Regions from separate parts of the Homo sapiens genome. Here region 1 is linked to region 2. Evidence: read pairs that join two places in POLR2A ChIA-PET (ENCODE). Cell type or tissue: PC-9. All regions are shown on one strand.

The links. Peaks named below come from ENCODE experiments on the same cell type or tissue, not always from the same donor. Only the 100,000 strongest peaks of a DNase experiment are listed, where the experiment ranks them.
Region 1: POLR2A ChIA-PET joins it to region 2 with 5 read pairs; 3 of 35 experiments call an interaction of 5 or more read pairs at or near these places.

What each region holds. Positions count from the first base shown.
Region 1 is chr1:212,439,196-212,443,195 of GRCh38, reverse strand. It overlaps NENF (neudesin neurotrophic factor), which reads right to left. Exons shown (of 4, transcript NM_013349.5): 2 at 571-631. Among named protein-coding and RNA genes, the nearest start is that of NENF, 8.3 kb to the right of the region's middle. In PC-9, no CTCF peak of the experiment used is centred here; no DNase peak of the experiment used is centred here.
Region 2 is chr1:212,496,543-212,500,542 of GRCh38, reverse strand. No RefSeq gene overlaps it. Among named protein-coding and RNA genes, the nearest start is that of LINC02771, 26 kb to the right of the region's middle. In PC-9, no CTCF peak of the experiment used is centred here; a DNase peak (open chromatin) is centred at 2,122.

The sequences.
Region 1 (4,000 bases), 57 kb after region 2:
GGGTAAATCATTAAGTTTGAATTTAATTCTACAGGCAATGGAAAGTCATGAAAGGCTTTTGAGTAGAAGCATGTCATTATCAGGGGAAAAAAGCCCCTGCTGAAGTAAAACACTGACAAAGATTAACTCAATCTGCTCATTTAAAATGGAAGGAAGGCCAGGTGTGGTGGCTCACACCTGTAATACTAGCACTTTGGGAGGCCGAAGCGGGTGGATCACAAGGTCAGAAGTTCAAGACCAGCCTTGCCAAGATGGTGAAACCCCGTCTCTACTAAAAATACAAAAAAATTAGCCAGCGGTGGTGGTGGTGCCTGTAATCCCAGCTACTCGGGAGGCTGAGGCAGAGAATTGCTTGAACCCAGAAGGCAGAGGTTGCAGTGAGCCAAGATCGTGCCACCGCACTCCAGCCTGGGTGACAGAGTGAAACTCCGTCTCAAAAAATAAAATAAAATAAAATGGAATGAAAAGGACTTGCCTAATGTTCCCTCCCTTTCCTCACACCTCCAAGTGCTGCTCACTCTGGCTTCTGTGCTCCCTGGAAATGAAGATTCAAAATGCCACACCACTTACCCTTTCCGGAGGTGACATCAAACACCACTCCCTTCACTGCCAAGTAGATGGGCTGATCTTCCTAGAAAGCAGGGGAGAAGCTGTGAAGAGGAAGGGAAGAGCCAGCTCTTCCAGTGCAACTTAGTAAAATCTTCTCCCATCACAAGCTGAGCAAAGAGCAGTGGGTCAAGTCCCAAAGGCTTTCTGTTAAGCCTGGTCCTTGGCGAGCTTGCCACCTGCCTGGGCAGCGTCATGCCCGCACACAGAAATTTGGAAAAGTCATAAAGTCTCATGACAAGAATGTGGCAATTCTCTCCTTTATAGAGAAAATCAGGGGCCAGGCACAGTGACTCACGCCTGTAATCCCAGCACTGTGGGAGGCCAAGGCGGGCGGATCACCTGAGGTCAGGGGTTCAAGACCAGCCTGGCCAATATGGTGAAACCCTATCTCTACTAAAAATACAAAAATTAGCCGGGCATGGTGGCACATGCCTGTAATCCCAGCTGCTCGCGAGTCTGAGGCTGGAGAATTGCTTGAACCCTGGAGGCAGAGGTCGTAGTGAACCAAGATCATGCCACTGCACCCCAGCCTGGGTGACACAGTGAGACTCCGTCTCAAAAAAAAGAAAATCAGGAACAGAAGCAACTTCATGGAGATGAAAATTCAAAAGAATAGTAAATGATGAATTACTTATCAGTCCAAATTTCCTTTCCTCTTCATCAATAGACATACACGGATGTGACTGATATGAGCAATCTATTTTATATTTTGCTTCTTACAGGTAACATTCCCTCATATAAACATTTCCACCAAAATGACTGTCATTTAAACAGCTCCATGGGGCCCCATCTTTTTTTTTGAGACAGAGTTTCACTCATGCTGCCCAGGCTGGAGTGCAATGGCGCAATGTCAGCTCACTGCAACCTCCACCTTCCGGGTTCATGTGATTCTCCTGACTCAGCCTCCTGAGTAGCTGGGATTACAGGCACCCGCCACCACGCCCCGCTAATTTTTTGTCTTTTTAGTAGAGATGGGGTTTCATCATGTTGGCCAGGCTGGTCTCGAACTCCTGACCTCAGGTGATCCACCCACCTAGGCCTCCCAAAGTGCTGGGATTACCGACGTGAGCCACCATGCCCGGCGTAGGGCCCCATCTTATATTAGTGATATTGTCTACCTATTTGTTTAGCTAGCTTTCTATTTTGGGTATTTGGGTGGTTTCCAATCCTTAGAACTATAAATGGCAGCATTATGAATACATGTTTCTATCAATTACTTTCTAATTTGGTGACTTATTTCATTGAGGCCTTTATTTAAAAATTTCTCTCCACCCAGTGAATGCATAGGAAAGTGCCCTATTTCAATATATGGAATTCCTGGGCCTAAGTATATGAAAACTTAATCACTGTTTATATTTTATTAGTTTGTCCTGTAACAACATTTATAGTGCTAGAGATATGTAAGCAATGCTGTTTCCCCACCGTTCTACTAACAATGGGCTTTACACTTTTTTTTGGCTCTATTAGCAGGCATAAAATGTTACCTCAGAATTTCCCCACCAAGAAAGAATTACACAAAAAAGGATGGCATGACTTTTCTAGCTTCCATCAAGTTGGGCTCAGGCTGGGACGATGGGTACAGTCCCAAGACACCCAAGACAAGATCTCTCCTTTGTCTCAGTGCCATCAGAGGTGCAGGGGCATCAGCCAGGTGGCTCACAGCCCAGGCGAGGGTGGGAGTCGCTGCTGGGTCCATAGGAATCTCAGGCTCTGCAAGCACCTGCTGCTTGGCCTTCTCTTTGGGGTGGGCCTTAGTGTTCTTGCGCTTGTGCAGCTTATGGTGAAGGGTTTTCATGATCCCATTTAACAGACAGAGGAGCTACTGAGGCTCAGAGAAGCTAAGCAACTTGCCCAAGGAAACACACCTCACTGCCTCATAACCACTCAGGCCTGCTTCTCTGCCTGTCATATGAGGGTAACGCCCACTTGCCTCGGGAATGCTGAGGAAAAGAGTGTACGTAATACCTAGCAGGCACGACACAGGAGCTCAGCAGAGGGCTGCCTTTTATTACTCCAAACCGGCTCCTAAAGACAGGCCCTAGAGGACTGCCATTGACTCTGTGGACACTTGCTCCACCTCATCTAACACGGGTCATTTGAAACGGCCTGGATTTCCAAGCCAGCAGACGGCATTTTTCTTTGTGATGATTTACCGCCTTTCCTTTACCAGGTTTCCTTATTCCTCAGCTTTGATTATTTATCAAGTGGGATTATGTATTTATATCAATTTTAAAAATATATTACAGCTATCATTTAACCCCAGTATTTTGTCATATCTTCCATTCTGTGGCTTTCTCCTTGATACTTCTTTTCTTTTTCCTTTTTTTTTTTTTTTGAGACAGAGTCTTACTCTGTCACCCAGACTGGAGTGCAGTGGTACAATATCGGCTCACTGCAACCTCCACCTCCCCAGTTCAAGCGATTCTCCTGCCTCAGTCTCCTGAGTAGCTGGGATTACAGGCACACGCCACCATACCCAGATAATTTTTGTATTTTTAGCAGAGACAGGGTTTCACCATGTTGGCCAGGCTGGTCTCAAACTCCTAACCTCAAGTGATCTGCCCGCCTCGGCCTCCCAAAGGGCTGGGATTACAGGCATAAGCCACCATGCCCAGCCGACACTTATTTTCTATGGGCAAACAGCCATATAAATATAACATTCACATACATAAGATAAACAAAAACATGCATCTTATCACTAACACTCTTTTCTTTTTTTGTGGGGGGGGGACGGAGTCTAGCTCGGTTGCCCAGGCTGGAGTGCAGTGGCACAATCTCGGCTCACTGCAACCTCTGCCTCCCAGGTTCAAGCTATTCTCCTGCCTCAGCCTCCAGGGTAGCTGGGATTACAGACGTGTGTCACCACGCCTGGCCAATTTTTTTTTTTTTTTTTTTTTTGTATATTTAGTAGAGACAGGTTTCACCATGTTGGCCAGGCTGGTCTAGAACTCCTGACCTCAGGTAATCTGCCTGCCTTGACCTCTCAATGTGTTGGGATTATAGGCATGAGGCAACACGCCCGGCAAACAATCTTTTTTTTTTATGAGAAGGAGTTTCACTCTTGTTGCCCAGGCTGGAGTGCAATGTCATGATCTTGGCTCATCGCAACCTCCGCCTCCCGGGTTCAAGCATTTCTCCTGCCTCAGTGTCCCGAGTAGCTGGGATTACAGACGTGTGCCACCATGCTTGGCTAATTTTTTTTTTTTTTGTATTTTTAGTAGAGATGGGGTTTCTCCATGTTGGTCAGGCTGGTCTTGAACTCCCAACGTGAGGTGATCTACCCGCCTCGGCCTCCCAAAGTGCTGGGATTACAGGCGTGAGCCACTGCACCCAGCAATCTCCTTTTTTTAACAGTAAAATTTTTATCTCCTCCTTAAACTACTTACTTGAA
Region 2 (4,000 bases):
AGCCTCCTACTCCCCGCACTTCTCATTGTGACCAGCTGTGGATGCCAGCATACCAAGGGACACCTTAAGTTAGGAGCCTGCGTCCCAGGAGCATCCCAGAGAAAAACTAGGAGGGGACCCTAAAGGCCCCCTTTGTTATAGACAAACTGAAGCCCATGCTTCCCTGGCTGATTCTTCTCTCCCTCTTTGCTGGTTTCTTCTCACCTCCTCACCTCCTCTCTGAATGTGGATGTGCCCCAGAGTTAGTGCTTGGACACACCCACACGGCCCATCTCAGCGATCTCACCCAGGACTGTGGCTTTATGTAACATGTATAGGTACATGCAGATGACTTTCAAATGTGTATGTCCAGCACAGACCCTCTCCAGAACTCCAGACTCATTCATCCAACTGCCCACTCATGGCCTCCACGGGGAGGTCTAAGAGGTATCTCCCACCTCACAGGTCCAAAACAGAGTTCCTGGTCTTTCCTCCTCCCACAATCTTCTCTACTTGAATTCATGGCATTTCCATCATTGCTCAGGCCAAAAGCCTTAGAGTGACACCTGGCCTCTGTTACTCTCATCCCCACACCCAATCTATCAGCAAAACCTTCAGGCTGCATACAGATTCTGACCACTTCTCCCCATCTCCCCCACCACCCCTGCCTAGTCTGCAATACTCTCCTTACAGGTCTCTCGGCCTCCACATTTGTGCTTCTGCAGTCGGCTGTGAACTAACTCAGCAGCCAGACCACCCTGGGAAGGCAAAAGTCAGCAGAGGTCCCTCCTTAGCTCAAAGCCCTCCAATGGTGTCCCCTTCCATTTGGAGTAAGAGCCAATGTCATCACAACAGCCCATGTTCCCTCTCGCTTTCAGCATCTAGCACTGTCTCCCTGCTCACTCTGCTCCAGCCACAGTGGCCTCAAATTCACTAGGCAACGCTCCTCCCTTGGGGCCCTTGGCATTGGTGTCTTCTCTGTTTGGGACCCTTCCTCCCGGTGTCTGTGTGGTTATCTCCCTGCACTACTGGGCATTTCACGTCTTTAGTCAAATACCACGTTTTGGCCAGGTGCAGTGGCTCACACCTGTAATCCCAGCACTTTGGGAGGCTAAGGTGGACAAATCACTTGAGATCAGAAGTTCGAGACCAACCTGGCCAACACAGCAAAAACCCCGTCTCTACTAAAAATACAAAATTTAGCCAGGTGTGATGGCGTGTGCCTGTAGTCCCAGCTACTTGGGAGGCTGAGGCAGGGAAATCACTCGGACCCGGGAGGCACAGGTTTCAGTGAGCTGAGATCACACCACTGCACTCCAGCCTGGGAGACAGAGCAACACTCCGTCTCAAAAAAAAAAAAAAAAAAAAAAAAAAAAAAAAAACCACACCTTTTGGTGGGGTCTTCTCTAACCTCCTTAATTAAAACTACACCCTTCTTCTATACCCTCCTTTTGATTTTTCTCCATGACATTTATCACAATCAAACATACTAAATGCTTACTATATTTTGTTTATTATTTGTCTCTTCTGACTTGAATGTAAGTTATAAGTTATCTGAGAGTAGAGATTATTGTCTCACACATAGCAAGTGCTCAGTAAATATTTGTCAAGTGAATGAATGAACAGAAATCAATGGCTCTGGTGTATCTGTATTGACTTTTCCCGTGAGTACAATTGCACTTAGCACATCAAGCTGGGTGCCAATGAATAGAAGGACAAAAGAAACACCTTACACCATCATGTTCAGTTGTTCCTTCGGTTGAGGGATGCTGAGGCCCAGCAAGAGGGAGGATATCCCAAAGCATCACAGCACGTTGCCTTTAGAGCTGGGACTGAGACCTAATCCCCAAGTTTCCCAGACAGGGCCTGTCCTCTGGTCCCCCTCCCGCCCACGACCACAGAAAGGTCACTGCTTTCTGGCAACAATTTTCAGTCTCCTGAGCTATAAATTTAGAATAAGGAACCTACAGAAAATAAGTAAATTAGGTATGAGGAGGCGGTATTTTTAGCTTTGCTGGTTTCCAAGTGCATGCATCTATACAAAGCTCGGTAAGTATGGCTATATATAGGCATACTTATCAGAAAGCCAGTTGAGTGAGTGGTGGGTCAGCTTTTCTGGGGGTGGCTGAGTGAGCCTGTTGCAACACAGATGGTTTTGAGCCAGAGTGGCTAATTCCAAGGAACTGGCGCTGCTTGAGTCATCTGGAAGCTCCACACCTCGCTTCAGGAGTTCAGAAAGAGTGGGAGGAGTTAGATCCTCTTTTTCCTTCTCAATCAGCCAGAAGCACCAATGAAACCCCAAGGTCCACCCAGCTAGTAACTGAAAAAAGCTTTTATGGTCAAAATCTCCCTAGTGCTCAATTGTTCTCTCCTTGGGGGCAGATGGGGATTCTGAAGCGGGGGCCTGAGCAGAAACCTGGAGCTTCTGCATCCCTGATGGACCCGACAAGCCTCTCTGGGCTTTGGTTCTTTTGGCTACCAGGACATTTCTCAGATTTCAGACCAAGCCTGGGTGAGCATGGAGCACTACCTTCAGCCAGGCACTCTGTCCGCATATGTAAACTCGTTTTGTACAACTCGACTACGGAGATACTTTTATTACTTTTATTATTGTCCCCATTTTACAGTTGGAGAAAGCAAAGCAAGGAGTAGATAAGTAACATGCCCACATCTCACAGCACAAGCGCAGACCCAAGCAGTCTAGCTCCACAGCGGCTGCCTGGAACTATCAGCTTATGCTAATAGTTCCCCCTGACTGCAGGGCACGCAACCTGAGTCAAAGTCCAAACTATATGCAGCCTTCATTCCTTCAGCAAGTATTTACTGAGCATTTACTATATGTAGGGCATTTCTGAAGCTCTGAAGTTCATGGCTGGATCCAGGGTTGGATGCTGCAAACCTTTGGCTGGACACTGAGCTAAGTAATGCATGTGGAACAATCCCATTGGCTGCTTGTGGAAACTGAGTGAGGGCAGGGCTAGTTCCTCTCATTTGGGGCAGCCTGAGAGAGGTATCCTGACCCATGCAGTAGAAATAGAGGCTAGATCCCCCTGTGCAGAGCAAAAGCACCAAGCACTGAGGTTGGAGGAGACTTCTGTCCTCATGTAGCTTATGTTGGATATAGTGTGGGGACACAGGAAATGAACACAAACAAGTAAACAATATACTTCAAAATGGTTATAAAGGCTGTAAATTAAATGTAACATGGAAATGAGACTGTTATGGGTTGAACTATGTTTCCACAAAAAAACTAGGGGTTCTGCATGAATCCCTAGTACACTTATTTGGAGATAGGTTTTGTTGTTGTTGTTGTTGTTGTTGTTGTTGTTGAGACAAAGTCTCGCTCTGTCGCCCAGGCTGGAGTGCAGTGGCATGAAAAGATAGGGTTTTTACAGAGGTAATCTAATTAAAATGAAGTCAGTAGGGTGGGCCCTAATCCAATATGACTGGTGTCCTTATAAAACAGAAATTTGGAGACAGACATGTACACAAGAAGAATGCATGTGAAGATAAAGGTGGAGACTGAAGCGATGTTTCTACAAGCCAAGGAACACCAGAGATCGCCAGCAAACCATCAGGAGCCAGGAGAGAGGGCTGGGGCAGATTCTCCCCCACAGCTCCCAGAGGGAACCAACCCTGACCTTGGACTTGTAGTCTCCAGAATTGTGACACAGTTCAGTTCTGTTGCTTTTAAGTAACTCAGTTAGTGGCACTTTGTTACAGCAGCCACTGCAAACTAATATAGGGACAAAGAGTGTTAGGGGAAGAGCAGGATTTTGGCTACCAGATCGGGTAAGGTCTATCTGAGGAGGTGACACTGGGGCTGAGACCTGAATATTGGGAAGGAGATGGTTGTGGGAAAAGCCGGGGAAAATCCACATCCTAGAGATGGAAACAAACCTGCCATATCTGCAGCAAAGCTGAAAGGTGTGTGTCTGGAGCCAGGTGAGGGAGGGTGGACAGGTTCAAGCTGAGGGCAGAAGGAAGGCAGGGCCCCAGAGCAGGTAGGGACTTTCATAGT